Linked DNA regions of Homo sapiens: region 2 is linked to region 1. A link is a loop called in an ENCODE intact Hi-C map of the cell type or tissue named here. Cell type or tissue: mammary epithelial cell. All regions are shown on one strand. Links, peaks and the distances in the headings refer to the core of each region. The heading gives the core; the rest is flanking DNA.

The links. A loop is a pair of places that touch in the nucleus more often than their neighbours do. Peaks named below come from ENCODE experiments on the same cell type or tissue, not always from the same donor. Only the 100,000 strongest peaks of a DNase experiment are listed, where the experiment ranks them.
Region 2: it touches region 1 in a loop (17-fold over the local background); 12 of 110 quality-filtered maps call a loop at or near these places.

What each region holds. Positions count from the first base shown.
Region 1 is chr10:110,742,494-110,750,548 of GRCh38, reverse strand. The region is part of intron 1 of RBM20 (RNA binding motif protein 20); the gene reads right to left. LOC124902498 (a long non-coding RNA gene) reads left to right here and starts at 236. Exons shown (of 3, transcript XR_007062286.1): 1 at 236-298; 2 at 1,198-1,278; 3 at 4,780-4,855. In mammary epithelial cell, for the core only: a CTCF peak has its summit at 4,002 (motif pointing left); a DNase peak (open chromatin) is centred at 4,138.
Region 2 is chr10:111,356,737-111,364,791 of GRCh38, reverse strand. No RefSeq gene overlaps it. Among named protein-coding and RNA genes, the nearest start is that of HEAT2, 250 kb to the right of the region's middle. In mammary epithelial cell, for the core only: a CTCF peak has its summit at 4,309 (motif pointing right); no DNase peak of the experiment used is centred there.

The DNA.
Region 1 (8,055 bases), core at 1,932-5,931:
ATGCTTGGATAGAACTTAATGCTTGTGACGATGCTCTTCCCCACGCGTTCTTCCTTCTCTGCTCCTCTAGCAGTTGTAACCTGCCCCACAGAGAGAAGAGAAAATGTGAGCGCTGGCAAGGGAGGAGGACCTAAGCTAGTAATCAGTCCAACCCTCTTGTTTTCCAGAGCACACAGCCCCTGAGAGGAAGGTCCTCACCCATGGACGCAGCTTGCTGATGGCAGTGATAAGATCAATCAGGATTTTGGGTTTGGCAATTTCCCCCTATACAACGATAGTTTCCACCTTTCATGCTGAGGTTGGTAGTTGCTTTGTGTTGTCTTAAAAATTTTTTAAACATGGAAATATTTCTAAGTGTAACAAGCCCTTGTGTCCCCACCAACCAGGATTAACCAATGTTAACATTTTTATCATTTTTCACATGATGGATAAAGCTGATGTCCCCTGTCCCATTCTCTCCCCTCACTCTGTGTCCAGAGGCAACACCTATGTGTATACTTCTAGGCCATAATCTTATATTATACACCTATAAATCATAATACTTTAACCTAGTCAAATTTATCATTTTTTTCACTTCTGAGTTGTGTTTTTTGGATCCTTTCTAAGGAATTCTTTTTAACCTCTCAGGTCATAAAGATATTCTCCCGGGGTTGGCTTCTGACAGTGTTAACATTTTGATTTTCACATGCTGGTTTAGCTGAGATTTATCTTGGTATGTGTTGTGAGATGCAGATCTAGTATCTTTTTTTATAGAAAGCTAGTTGTCTCAAGATAAGTCAATGATGTGCTCAGCCTTTCCCACTCATTCATCATGCACTGTTATCTAGTATTAAATTCACAGTGATTCTTAGGCCTGTTTCTCTGCTCTTTCATTTGCTTTCTTGACCCTTTTATTCTTTTTTAGACATATCAGACCTGTGGATGTACCTTACTCTTCAAATCAATTTTAGAATTGGTTTCTGTAATTGCAAGATAAATCCTGTTGGGATATTTATTGGAATTGTCTTCAATGAGACACTTTTACACAAATGAGCTATCCTATCTACGAACATATCATATTCTACTTATGATATACTTTATGTTTTATAATTTTTTCTATTAAAGAACTAGGCATATTTTATTTAATTTTTTTCTAGGTACCCTATTGTTTTATTGTTATTGTGAACTGTATCTTTTTTTCTATAACATTTCCTATAGGTTACTGTAGTTCGGCAGAAATGCTATTGCTTTCTGTACATGGACACTGAATTTCCAAAAGTATTACATATAATAAAAGAGGTAAGCAACTCGTTGAAAGTACACAACCATATCATCTCCACATAACAATAATTTGTCTCTTACTTTCCATCCTTGTGCTTCATTTATTTTTCTTGTCTTACTGCATTGGCTAGGTTCTTCAGCACAATGCTGAATCACAGCGGTGACATTTAGCATCTCTTATCTTATTTCTGACTGTAATTGGGAATGCTTCTAAGGTTTTCCCAGCAAGCATGATGTTGGTCATAGGATGTAACTGTCTTTTTCATGTTCTCAGATTACATCTTCCCAATTAGTAAGCTCCTTGAGAGTAAGGCCTAAATATCATACATTTTCCCATCCACCACAAAACACTGTGTGTCACACAGTAGGCAAGTCCATAAAGACGAAAACCACATTAAGTGGTTGCCAAGGAGAGAGTGACTGCTTAATGGGCACATGGTCTCCTTTGTGGGTAATGAAAAGGTCCTGGAACTAAATAGTCATGATGATTGCCCAGCATTGTAAATGCACTTAGTGGCACTGAACTGTGTACCTTAAAATAATCAAAATGGTAAATTTTGTGGTATGAGTATTTTGTCACACACACAGAGAGCGAGAGAGAGAGAAAGAGAGAGAGAGAGAGAAGATATAACTAGTCCAGGGACACAACAACTCGTAAGTGTGATTACGAGAACCCAGTTTTTCACTGTAATTTTAGGAGTCAAAAGAGAGCTACCCCCTACATCTCTACATTGAGCCCAAGTCCAGTACATTCTCCCTGATGCCTCCTCTGAGTGATCCAGGCCTCGGTAGCCCTTGTTTCCAGACACAACCATGGTACACACCCTGGCATGAAACCCTATCTGCCCCATATCACTCTCTGGTCATTTCATGCACACTGGTTTAGTTCCCCAGGTAGACATACTCTGAGCTCTTTGAGTCCAGGGCCCATGAGCCCTCCCCACAGGGCTCACTGGCTTGACTACTGTTGTGGAAACTGAAAAGCATACCAAATGCTTATTTATATGTTTCACAGTTTTAACTTGCATTTTAGCTAAAATGTTCCCACATTCTTTTGGTTAGCAAAACATAACAGGCTCTCCTTTTGCCACTGATTCAATCTCAGGAAATGCCTTTTCGCCATAGAACTCCTAAACCCATTGCTGCCTATTGTTTTCTCATTAATGAAAAAAAAAGTTAACACTACTTTCTCCACTTACTCATAAAAGTTTCATTTCTCTACTTCAAACACTGTGTGAACATTAAAAGGTGCTATAGGTTGCATTTTAATAGAACAAGACAGTAAATAAAAGCATATGAAATTACAGCCTAGGAGTTTAAACACGTAATATTTCAAAGAAGTTTTACTTCACTTGAAAAAGTTTTCTCTTTCAGAAAGAAAACTTTCTAAAAAGTTTTCTCTTTCAGAAAGAAAACTTTCTAAAAGGCTTTCTCTTGCAGAAAGAAAACTTTCTAAAAAGTTTTCTCTTTCAGAAAGAAAACTTTCTAAAAGGCTTTCTCTTTCAGAAAGAAAACTTTCTAAAAAGTTTTCTCTTTTTAGTGTATTTAGAAATTAGCAAGGAAAACCCAGATTAAAAAGTCATTTAATCTACCTTCTAGCCTTGGATGCATCACTTACTTTTGGTCCCAGCCAAGTACCTCAAACCCTGGGTGTTAGTTTTCTTATTCACAAAATGGAAATAAAAGTGTCTTCCTGTTAGTCTTAGAGAAGCATTGTAACCCACGATTAAGACAACAAACAAGAAAGTGAGTAGTAAAGGGCAGAGCCCTGACTATAAGGGAGAAACTTGGGACAGAGGATCTCTGAGTCCAGAAAGGGAAGAAAGGAGGTGGCAATGACTGTCTCTCCCCATCCTTGGCTCCAGGTCTCTGCACCACTGATCACCTAGTCTAGCAGGTGCTTTGAGCCTGGGCAGGATCTGTGGAAGTGGCCAGTGGATCTGAAGGGGGTTGAGAAGCCAGTGCTACCCTGCCAGAATGACCCCCCCCCCCAAAAAAAGAGTTTTTAAAATCAATGCTCAACTTTTCTCCCAAATGATGATGCAAATACCAGTAATACACAAGCAGGTGGAGGTTATTTTTAGTGAGGGTATTTTTTTAACTTTCTATTCTGAAATACTTATAGACTTGCAAGAAGTTGCAAAAATAGTACAGAAAGGTCTATGTCCTTATCTCCTATCTTCCCCAATGATAACATCTTATATCACTATATTACATGATCAAAACCAGGAAATTGACACTGGCACAATACAATGGACTAGACTGCAGGCCTTAATCAAATGTTATCAGTTTTTGCAGACACTGTTATACAAACAACTATAATGGTGCAGAGGGTAGAAAAAAGAAAAAGAAGTGGTATAGAATTATTTACATCACTAGGATGAAATCAATACAATGTAATTTCGATAGACAATTCATGAGTATGCAAACAATTTTTTTATTACAAACGATATTTTTCTTCATGATTGAGTCCATTGTGATGGGATGATATTTGCAGCATCTTACTCCAGTCCCCCATTTGGGGAGGTGAAGAAATTTCCCACAACAGTTCTAGAAGAGTCAGGGAGAAAGAGGCATCCAATGCCCATTGCAACCCTAATCCCAGACCCTCTCCATAGGTAGCACTGCCTGCTCCCAATCCAGCTGTGCAAAATCATAGAATTCCCACAGCTTGAAGGGCATCTCCAGGTGGAATTTGGTGCCGGCCTTGAAATACTCGGGGTCGACTGAGCAATGCCACCATCTGGTGGTCAGACAAAGAACTAAGGAAAGCAGTGGCAGCTCTCCATTTGTGGGTCTTACCAGTTGAGCAACCTTTTAAATCTATTCCAGGAGGCTCTACTTAAGGTACAGCCATACTAAATGTTGTAATAAAGAATGTTTCGTAATGAGAATAACCACTCTACAGTGGATTAAATATGGCCACAAATTCCTGGAAGCCCCTCCCATTAAGACATGAGTCTATTTCCCTATCCTTTGAATCTGGGCTGGGCTCTTGACTTGCTTTGAAGCAGAATGCACAGGAAGAGATGCTGTGTAACTTCCAAGCCTCTACCTCAATTGGCCTCAGAGTTTGCCCCTCACCCTCTTGGAAGACTGCCACTTTGTGAACAAGCCCGCACCAGCCTCCTTCAGCATGAGATTCTAGTGGAGAGAGAATCTCCATTTCTCCTGAGGTCCCACGCATATGAATTCCAGCCGAATCGCTACCAAACGTGGTGATGAGCGAGCCCAGGCAAGAACAGCTGAAGGCAACTCAAGTCATAACCCACAGAATCATGAGAAATAATAAAGGGTTCTAAATCATTAAGTTCTGGGGTGGCTTATAATGGAACAGATTTGAACATTCTCAAATTATTGTTTAAAAAATCTGTACTGTGGACAAGCTTAAGGTTTATTATTACTATTTTAAACTAGATTACTAGGCAGGGCATACATCGCTATTTCCATATGGTAAACCTTGCTTGTTGCATGCATTTTGAATATACGGCATACTTTGATTTTCCTTTGCATTTTCAGCCCTCCTCACATGTTATCACGCATTCATTCATCAAACACCAAGCATGTTGAAAGTGACAGCTCCTGGAGTAGGCACTAAGGATGTGACATTGAATTGGATATGACGGCTACTCCTGAGAAGCTCATGGCTATTGGAGAAGATACGTATGCAAATGCTGAGTGACCACTCCCAGTGGAAGCAAGACAAGGGGCTAAGTTAGTCAGGACCCAATAAAGAAAAGAGAAACCACTCCAAATCCCTTGGAGAATTTAATCCAGAGAATTTATCAAACAGACAAGAAGGTACACAAAAGCTAGTGGGGACAGGAGTAGCAATAGAGCCCTGGAAGATCCCCAGCCACTGTCAGACAGCCAGCCACAGAGGAGGGGGAGAACCACCCTGGCATCCCTCTCCGACCACCCTGCAGTCTCACCCCAGAGGCTTGCACTGTTCAAACCCAGCAGGCGCCTGGAAATGCAGCCTGCAGGGATCAAATCCCTGGGATGTGGAGCACAGGAGGGGAAGAACAAGGCTTATGACTTGCCATGGTGGTATTCAGGCTAGAAAGTCTTTACAGCAGAGGCAGTGGCTGGGCCAAGCCTTGACACTTAGAAGAACTGGACTCTATTTGGAGATGTTTTGCAGTCACATTTGGGTTTGCCCAGGAGAAACAGGGATGAAAAAGCAGAGGGTTTGTATTCAAGCAACTGCTTACAACATTGACCCAAACAACAGTAACCACGAGGAGAGTGACAGTGCATAAGAAAGATGCCAGCACCCCCAGGGAGGAAGTGCTGGAGTTCCGGAGAGGCAGAAGTAACCTCTCGCTCTTGGCTCCTTTTGGTGCTGGGAGGACAGTAAGGTCAAGGCCATCCCTTCAGCTGTCCTGAACACAAGCCTCTTGACCCACATGGTGGCCGCTATGTTTCACCATGAGCCAAGCAAAGGACCAAGATGGATTCATTGCCTTTGTTCGAAATATAACTGAGTCTTCATATCAGCAGATTTCTTTCCTTGTCTTCTTGGTACAAGTGTACATATCTTTAGATTTCTTATTTCAGTAGCTAAATATACATCTAAACTCATTTGAAATGAAATAGGGACTGGCTCTTTCACATTCTAAAGTATGGTTTGCAAACTTCAGCAGGCCTCAGACACACCTGGAGGGCTTGTTCAAACACAATATCACTAGCATCCACCCCCAGAGTTTCCGTTCAGTAAGTCTGGAGGAAGGTTTGAGAATCTGCGTTTCCATCAAGTTGCTAGGTGGATATTGCTGCTGGTGCAGGACCACACTTTGGGAACCAATGTTCAAAGGTATTAACTTTCCTCCAAGTTCTTTTATTTTATATATCAACCCACCTTCACCTTTCATCACCTTGGTAGTGGCGTTTCCCAGCCACAAGCATCAGCCCGGTGCTGGTGAAACTACAGCTCCCAGTCACTCCCCTGGAGATTCTGAGGGCCTGGAATGCTACCTTCAAGGGCCCCAGGAGAGTCACATCAGGGTGACAGAAACCACAGGCATCCTGCAAACCTACTGTGTGCCAGGCACTGTGCTTGACAGTGATTGACAGGCGCTATTTCGTGTGATCTTCCTTATACTTCCGCTTGCATTTCCTCTGTATAGAGAGGTATCTGAGGCACTGAGAGGTGAAGGAGTTTGCCCAGTGCCACACAGCCAGCAAGTGGAAGAGCTGAGGCTCAAACTCAGGAAATGTGACACCACCCTGTCACTGTACTCCCAATCATTCTACTCTATTTCTTCCTAAAGAAAAGGGGACTGGAGCCCCCACCAGGATCACTGAAAAATTTCTCTAGTGAAGAGAAGCTGATCTCTTCCAACAAGGAACACCAAATAAAAATAAAAGGACAGCTGGGCACCGTGGCTCACACCTGTAATCCCAGCACTCTGGGAAGCTGAGGTAGTCGGATCACCTGAGGTCAGCAGTTCAAGACCAGCCTGGCTAACATGGTGAAACCCCATCTCTACTAAAAATACAAAAATTAGCCGGGTGTGATGGTGCGCATCTGTGGTCCCAGCTACTCAGGAGACTGAGGCATGAGAATCGCTTGAACTGGGAGGCAGAGGTTGCAGTGAGCTGAGTTTGTGCCACTGCACTCCAGCCTGGGCAACAGAGCAAGATGCCACCTCAAAAAATAATAATAATATAAAAGAACAATGTGGGTATTGCATGCATGCATGCATGTGTGTGCCTCTGTGTATGTTGTGTGTGTGTGTGTGTGTATGTATAAACTGAATCAGAAGGCTGGGAGAAGGTGAGAAGAGGGAGAAGCTTTGGACTAAAGTTGACCATTAAAACCTAGTAATTAACAAATAAAAAGTGTAACTATTTATCACATGCAACATAAAATAAGATATATCACGTTAAACTTGTCATTTGATGAACTGTGAAAAAAATAACCCCAGTTAGCCCATGAAAACTCTTACCCCTTTTGGCAAGCCACTTAATCTCTCTGTGCCTTGGTCTAATGGTCTGCAAAACAGAAATTGATTTACCCCATTGGAGGTTTAGAGAATTAAGTGAAATAATGAATGTGAAAGCCTCTAAGCTCATAAGCCTTTTTTTTCCATTGTTGGTAAAATATACAGTTCATAAAATTTAACACTTCATATAAACCTTTCAAAAATAATTTGTAAAATACATTGTGTCTGAGTTCCTTAAACAGGGGAGTGATTAAACCCTGAGGTTTTCGGAACCCTGCCAGGCTTGAGGTGCTCTGAGAGTGATGGCTCGTGCCACAGTGAGAAGGCTTCACACTGTCCCTGTGCAACTGACTTGATGACAGCCCGGGCCGCCTTCCGGGGAACACATCTCTCCCAGGTCCATGCTCAGCAGAAAGCAGATCTTTCACAGTGAGAGTTGGAGGTGAGGCACACTGTTGAAGAAGATGCAGATGAATCTCTTTATGTTTCTAGCATCAGCCCTCTACTCAAGAACCCGAGCCTCTGCTTTGTGCAGCTTTTGGGGGTTTGAAATACTAACCGAGCCTCCCAGCTACTACCTAGGTGCTTTTGAAACAGGTGAGCTACTAAAATATAGACCAGCTGCCTGAACAGTAGCAGTAGTGGTTGGATTTGTGTGTCAAGTTTGGGTTCTGTTTTATTTTGTCTTTTGTAAAAGAAAGAAATCATGTTATGAGAAAGTGAAACTTCTGTACAAAGAAGTTCGGGGGTAAAGAAAAAAATCCTGGGTTCAACTGGGTTTCTTTCCTTTAGTAGCTCCAGAAAAAGGCCAGGATGAGCACACTGCCAGGGGACTGTCACAGGCCCC
Region 2 (8,055 bases), core at 2,020-6,019, 610 kb before region 1:
AGGCATCAAACAAGATCATATCTGATGAGGTAATTAGAAATAACTGTTGAGGCCAAAACTTGCACATCATTGTCAAATGTGACATAGAGGTGCTGAACAAAGGGAGGAAGAGGAAAACTGTGTGTGGGGCTGCTTCTAGTGGTGATATGGTTTAGGACTAATAAACCAGTGTCCCACTAGTCTGTCAAGGGATCTTCCACCTTCTAAGCCTAGAGTAGGAATGGTAAATATCTAACACACATGCTTCACGCCTATGCCGCAAACACATGTTATTTATGAAATGACACCAAACCCGGGAATCCTTCTTAATTAACAAACTCATCCCTCAGCCAGTATCAATCAATCTGAATTGGCAAAAAAAAATACCTAATTGTCATCCTTTGCTTAAATCAGCTTCCTGTAAAGTATCTTTGATGAAGGGAAGCCAGAAGCACCTTAAGGAATACAGAAGCCTGAGAAGGTGTAAGTGAAGGGAAAAGCTACCCTCCCACAGATTGGGCAATGGTTGCAAAGCATACTGGGTAATTCCCATAATTCTCAATCTCTAAACAAAGTCCAAAGAGACAGCCACAAGGTTTTCTCCCCTAGTCTGTCTAAAAGAGAGGTAACACCAAGAGTACGTCCTATACCACTTGAAGCACTGAGGAGAGAGTTTTCACAATGGTTACATTCTCCTGAAGTTGTAAGTTGTTTCTAACCTGCCGCTGGTAGACCGATGGCAAGCTTAGTCCCATATTCTTGTTCAGAGGACTCTCTCTTGTCCCCACAATTTTCCTCTACACATATGTATCTCATTCACAGAGTTTATCCCATTTACTAGGTTCCCTTCTCCTGTTGTTGATTGTTTCCTTTGCTGCTCACAGGTTTTCAGTTTGATGTGGTCCCACTTGTTAATTTCTGCTTTTGGTGTCATATCCCCCCAAAAATCATTGCTAAGATCAATTTCCTATCTGAAAAAGAAATCAGAAAGCAATCATATTTTCAATAGCATAAAAATTACTAGGAATAAATTTAATCAAGTAAGTGAAAAGTCTGTATATTGAAAACTACAAGACATTGATGAAAGAAACTGAGAAAGACACAAATAAATGAAAATATTTATCTTGTTTATGACTGGAAGAATATTGTTAAAATGTCCATACTACCCAGAGAGATGTACAGATTCAATGCAATCTCAATCAAAATTCCAATGGCAATTTTCACACAAACAGAAAGAAGAATCATAAAATTCACATGAAACCAAAAAAGACCCCTAATAGCCAAGGCAATCTTGAGAAAGGACAAAATTGGAGGCATTACGCTTCCTGATTTTAAACTATATTACAAAGCTATATATATTTTAAAAAATAAAAAAGTCTAGTATCGGCATGAAAACAGACACATAGACCAACGGAATGGAATAAATCCCAGAAATACAATTGATTTTTACATATTGGTCTTGTATCCTCAATTTTTAAAGTCGGGTTTTATATTTAGCAGCTTTCCTGAACCTTTGGGACTATTTAGCTTTTATCTAAGATATTTTCTCAGTAATATTGAAATAAAAAATAGAGCTAGTTCCCCAGTTACAAAGGCACACTCGCAAAGAGACAAGGTGACTAGCTATGCAAGGAGATTAAAATGGCAAATGAGGCACTTCTTTGTGTGGAATTGTCTACGTATATGTGTACAGGAGCACTCTATCTCTAAGCTTTTAACACAGACCTTGCAGACTGCACCCCAAAGCCACACGGAACTGAGGTCTTGAAAGTCTTCCAAGGACAGATGGGACCACAATGCTTGGTGTCTATTGATTGTTCAAGGCTTCCTGATCCTCAGACAAGGAAGCCACAGAATATTGAAGACTATCTCAAGATGGTCTATAATATGTAGCTATTTAGGAAATACAATTATCATATTCATCCATAAATTTAGATCAGCAAGTAACAGCAAAAACTGATAACAATATTTTAAGAAATATTTTTCTGTTGTTTTTCTTCCCCCTATTTGTCTCCCTTATTTCTTCTAAGATCATTGAAAAGGTTTCAGGTCAATTAAAATAAAATTTTAATTACTCATTTGTGTGTGGGGTGGGGTGGGTGTGTGGGCATGGGTAGGGCTGTAAGGTGCCAGTTATCTAAGAATAAAGTGGCCAATCTTAGATTTTGAGAAAATTCATTTAGCACACATTTAACATGTTTCAAAGTATTTGAATCCTAAGTTTGACATCACTTTTCATTTTGAGACAAACTCCTCTACCTCCTTAAAAATGAGATTGGGGCGGGCACAGTGGCTCACACCTGTAATCCTAGTACTTTGGGAGGCCTAAGTGGGTGGATTGCCTGAGCACCGGAGTTTGAGACCAGCCTGAGCAACACGATGAAACCCCATCTCTTCTAAAAATACAAAAAATTAACAGGTTGTGGTGATGGGCACCTGTAATCCCAGCTATCTGGGAGGCTGAGGCAGGAGAATTGTTTGAACCCAGGAGGCAGAGGTTGCAGTGAGCCGAGATCCCGCCACTGCACTCCACCCTGGGCGACAGAGTAAGACTCCATCAAAAAAAAAAAGAAAGAAAAAAAGAAAAGAGGCTGAATCACAACCATAGGCAAACTTTTGATTTAGTCAGTAAGGGCTCATAAATATTTGTTAGAATAATGATGTACAGGGCACTGTACTTGATTCAGAATGCTAATTAGGGCTCCATTATAGTACTCTAATAATGCAGGTGTGTGTGTGTGTGTGTGTGTGTGTGTGTTTATGCCTACTTCTGTATTCATAGCTTTCTCCTTTGTTACTCTCATTCTCTTTCTTTTATTCCTGATCCTAATTACTCTCTGAATCTTTTCTTTCATTTGTATCTTTTAATCTCAATGGCTTGGGCAACTGGTTAACCACTTAGTACTGTGTACTACAACAGTCAAGAAGACCAGGAGACAGATAATTAGATACTTGAGGAAAAATTATTCCTGTGTTCCATCTGGGTGCTTCCTAAACTTTAATGTGCACTGAAGTCGCTTTAAGTTCTTGTAAAATGCAGATTCTGATTTAGCTGGTCTCAGAAGGGACCGAAGATTCTGCATTTCTGACAAGCCCCTGGTCATGCTAATGCTGCTGATTTACAGACTACACTTTAAGTAGAAGGTTAGACTGTTGGGGATTAGCACAAATTTGGCTGTTAGTTTTAAAGGGCATTATTGTTAAATTTTATTATGTATATTTATCCCAATGCCACTCACACATGGCACACTTTGAAAAGTGTTGACTTCTAGAGAGTAGGGGGGATTAGAATGATCTAATGTTGATCCTTCGACTTTGCAAAATGTTGACTCAAGCACCATTTAAAAATCAATTACATGATTCAGGTGATGGTTACACGAAAAGCCCAGACTTCGTCACTACACAGCATATCCATATAATACAATCATACTTGTACTCCTTAAATTTACATAAATTTTAAAAAGAAAGATAAAAAGAAAGAGTTTGGGTGTTTTCTTTTGAGATCCATGAAATATGACAGAGTTTAGGGAGGATTACATAAAATAAAATTTATGGGAGTGCTTGATAGTATCTGGCATGCCACAGATACTCAGTGACCATCATTTGCAGTTCATCTTTTGTTTCCTTGATTGGTTCTGCATACTTTATGCCTATCTTATGCTATTCTATCATTTTTAAATACTTGCATGACTGTATTTTTTAATCCATGTGTTTATGATCTATGTGCCTTACTGAATTACCACTTCCTTGAGGGCACAAATATGACATATATATTGGGTGTTTCCTCTTATTGTAGAATGTGGTATCTTGCATCTGTGGTCACTTATCTGAACTCAACTGATTAGAGAAGTGCTAATAAAAAATGTCTATCCATCCATCTCTCCCACAAGCCTGCCTGAACTTCCTTCATTACCAGTTAGTTCCTTGAGTTAAGCCAGACCTCAGAGCAAACATGAAAGTATCCACCGATAGAGAGGGAACACTGATTTATTCTCAGTCTTTCCTACCCAATGAAGGAGTCTTTGGTCTGTAGTCACCGAGTTCTTCCTCATGATGAGATCAATCAGTTAAAGCAGGGAAGGAGGCCAAAGTCTAGATTAAGGTGTAAAGGGAGAGTTGGACACCTGAGAGCTAACTTAAAAGAGGAGATTAATCCAGTACCCTATAGTCTGCCTAGGACAGCATAGAGTCCTGAGAGACATGGGGTAATGGGTGGGTGGTAGAGGCAGGAGGAAGGGGAGGGGAAGTACTAGGAAGCCACTGTATTGCAGATACCCTTCCATTTGCCCACTCACCTTTCAGCCACTTGGTGGCACTGACCTCTCACACAGGCTTTTAAGAAACAGCAGCATATCACACACTGGAGCATGCAGTGTGTTCTGGTGCCTCCTACCAGCCAGAGGGGCGCCTGCAGAGAGATTGGCAGTTTCCATCCTGTCACCACAGGGAAAGGGTATTTCTTGGGTCTCTCGTTCCCTCTGTGGTCAGTGCTCACGCCAGCATGATCCTCTCCTTATCTTCTCTGAGCTCAGGAGCCAGTACTAGAGGAAAAACATGGTGGGGGCTGTATTCTAGCTGAACAAAGGTAAACTGTGGTATTTTCCAGAAAACTCAATTAGCGCTTTCAGGACTCTGGGCACCACCTGGGACCCATAAACAGCATTCACCCACTCCATGGCCTGGCTATATCCTCAGCCTCCTCCTCGGAGCATCCGTGAAGAATGACATTGAGCAGAAAGGATGAGGTCTTCATTTAGGCTATTGCAAAGGCCAGATTTCTATGAAGAGGAAAGGCACATCCTTCTATATCCAAAAGCGAACCTCTCTCTAGAGGCTTCGCCTACTCATATCATAGAGCAGGCTGGCCAATGCCAGGCTTTGAATCCACACCATGGCCCTATTGACCCCTGCTGTGACTCCATCCACAGCCCAGAGAAAGGTCAGTGCTCATCGCAGAGGACAGTAGGCAGTGGGGGTATCGCAGGAAGAGCTCACTGCTGGGCATGCAATATAATCCAATTTTCTATTGTTTATTATATTTACATGTATAAAAGATCTTTGTTTAATATTAATGCTGTGAAAGACACCTGCTTGCTGCTAGGGGATACAATGCTAAATAAACATAGTTTTTGCTCATATTCCAAGCATGGAGGCTTTAGGAAGATGAATAAATACAATTTAATGACCATTTTCTAGGCACTGTATTATATAAACTTTTTATATTTTTTATATATATTTGTGGGTGCACATATATGTGTATATATATACATATGCATACATATATACTTATAGATTTATAAAACTATCTTTTTAAAATATATATACATCATTTCTATATACAAAGGTATGAAATATCTTTATATATACCATTTATCACAGAATATATTTATGTATGTATGTGTGTATATATCTCTCTCTCTATATATATGTATTTTGGAAATGACAATTTCTTTTTCTAATAATAAAAGCAATAGAGGAGTGGTTAAGAGCACATGAATTTAAAGTCAGAATGCCTTTTACCTTGAACAAGTTACTTATCCTTCCTTAAGCCTGTTTTCCCATCTGGAAAATAAAGAAAGAGATAGAAAATAATGTGAAGATTGAGTGAGGTGAAGCATAATCCAAAAGCACATGTTTGATAAATAAAAGTTAACAATTATTATCCTCATGTGTATTGTTTAAAAAAAAAGAGTCAAGCAATTTTCAAAAGGCACAGAGAAGGAAATAACAGTGTCCTGTAAACCCATAATTCAGAAGTAGAACAGTTAATACCTTACTAAATACAAGCATGAGTTAAAAAAAAATCATGTTTTTTTTAAATGCATTTTGCTTTCCCCAACACACAATTATGTACTCTGATTTTACAGAAAGGATATAATATTCTAGTGACTTACATATCCTATTTTTCCTCAATATGGAGTGGGCATGGTTATAATTCAACATAGAGAATCCTACTCTCTTTTTAACAGCTTCACAGTGTTTTAGTCTGCAAATCATCAAGGTGTCTCCACCACTCATTTTAATTCTTTTTCTAATGGAATTGGCACATCTAGAAAAAACACCACCAGATAATGTTTATGACAATGAACATTCTTTTCATGTTTCTGATCTTAACGGGAATTTTAACACTGAGCTTGAGGCTAGCCATGGATTTTAAATGTATGTCTTATAATGCTATGAGCATATTCATTTATTGATACTTGATTGAAAGTTTTTGTATCAAGAATGGATGTTAATTTTTATCAAATGCTTTTCAGCATATATCAAGTTGTATTATGTTTTTTCTTTTGCTGTTAGTAAATTGAATTATAACCATTGATTTCCTAATATTAAACAATTAATGAAGTCATAGAAAGAACGCTTCCTCGTCATGGTGATTTTTCCCTTAACGTACTGCTGGGTTCTGTTTGCTGATGATTATAGATGTCCAAATCCCAAATAAAATAGCTATAATACATATGATAGTTTTATGTGCTCTTTGGACTTATGTTAGTGCTAATGCTATATTTTAATAAAAGTAATTAGAAGTACTTTATTCTATTTTTATGCTTAAAATTCTAGGTAGATTTGTTTCCTAAAGGTTGAAAGTATTTGCAAGGAAAATAATCCTTTACAAATTTCACAACATTTAACACTAGATTCCATAGTATTTTAGTTTCTACCTGTCCTAGAGTCTTTTTTGGTCATTTATTTATTTTCCCATCTGGGAGTAAAATTGTCACAAAACCCTGAGGCTCTTCAGCTATCTTGTGAAGTCAGCATTTTTTCCTCCACATAGCCACCTTTGTGTGATAGTGTTCCTCACTTGCTGTGAAAATGGCTTTTCCCCCCCTCCTACTATTTTCTGTAATCTTCACGTTAAGGATTCATTCCTCCTACAACATCAGAATAAAATCACATGGCTGTTGAGAAGCTAGATCAAAACCACACAAAGTATAGTGATAGTTGACCTTGAGTTTTGTTCTCCATTCCTAACAGTGCTGTTTTCACATTGCAGGAAAATTGGGCATTGCTTGCCATCCCTGGCCTTCCCAGCCCTCCAGCCCTCAATCCTTAACAAAGGAAACCAATTTTATATCATTAAATATCTACTTTATGAGGACATAGCTACAAACTCCATTTTATAGAGGAAAGTGAACATGGGCACATTTCTTCACCAAGATGAGCTCACACAGGTGCAGATTCAGCATTTAAATCAAGACTGCCTCCAAAGCTCATGGTCCCTCCACTGCTATCACTAGCATATTTGGGATCTGGGCTCCAGTGGTCCTTGAAGCCCTGTTGTACTTTCTGTCTCCCATAGGGTTTGGGGTCACATGGAAATAATAGAGTTAGAATTCTGTCACTTGCAACTTAAAAGTGCCCAATTAATAGAGGTGCTAATGTGTATTTATGCATCCCTACCTGATTGTAAACCCATTCAATGGTGCTCTGTGCTCCGTCCTTCAAATCTTTCTAGTGCGGAGACTCCAATGGAGTAGAAGCTCAAACTTCATAAACAATAACAAAGAAAATCAAGTTCCAAGTAAGTCAGTAATCATTAGATTGATTCTGTCTCTAGGTTCTAACTATAAACCATAGGAAAACTAACTTAAAATGTGTAAGATAAACATTAATAAGCGTGATATGTAACTAGAGAAAAATGGCAAGCCAGAAGGGATAAATTTCAGCATCCTACACAGATATTATGTGGTCAATCCTGGCTAATCTGGTTATCTCTTTGGATTTTAATTTCCACAGCCATAATGTAAATCACCGAGCTCAAACAGGATAAAATGTGTGTGAATCCTTGAGGATTAAGTGCTGGCTGCAACCAAATATTAATAAAACTTTTTTAGAGACAAATAGATCCCAAATCTCAGATTCCCCTGATGACAAGAATATGATTACAAACCTATTATCTCAATTTCATGGATAATGAACCTGACCTTGGGCAAGTTTCTTCGCAAAATTAGTTTAGACAAATCATATTGAACAATTCCTGAATTCCTTGGTATAAGAGAAGCTAAAACCTCCAGAAACGCCCCTCACTTCCTCTTTTTTCACTTGTTTGGCTTGGTCTAGATGTCACTTTAT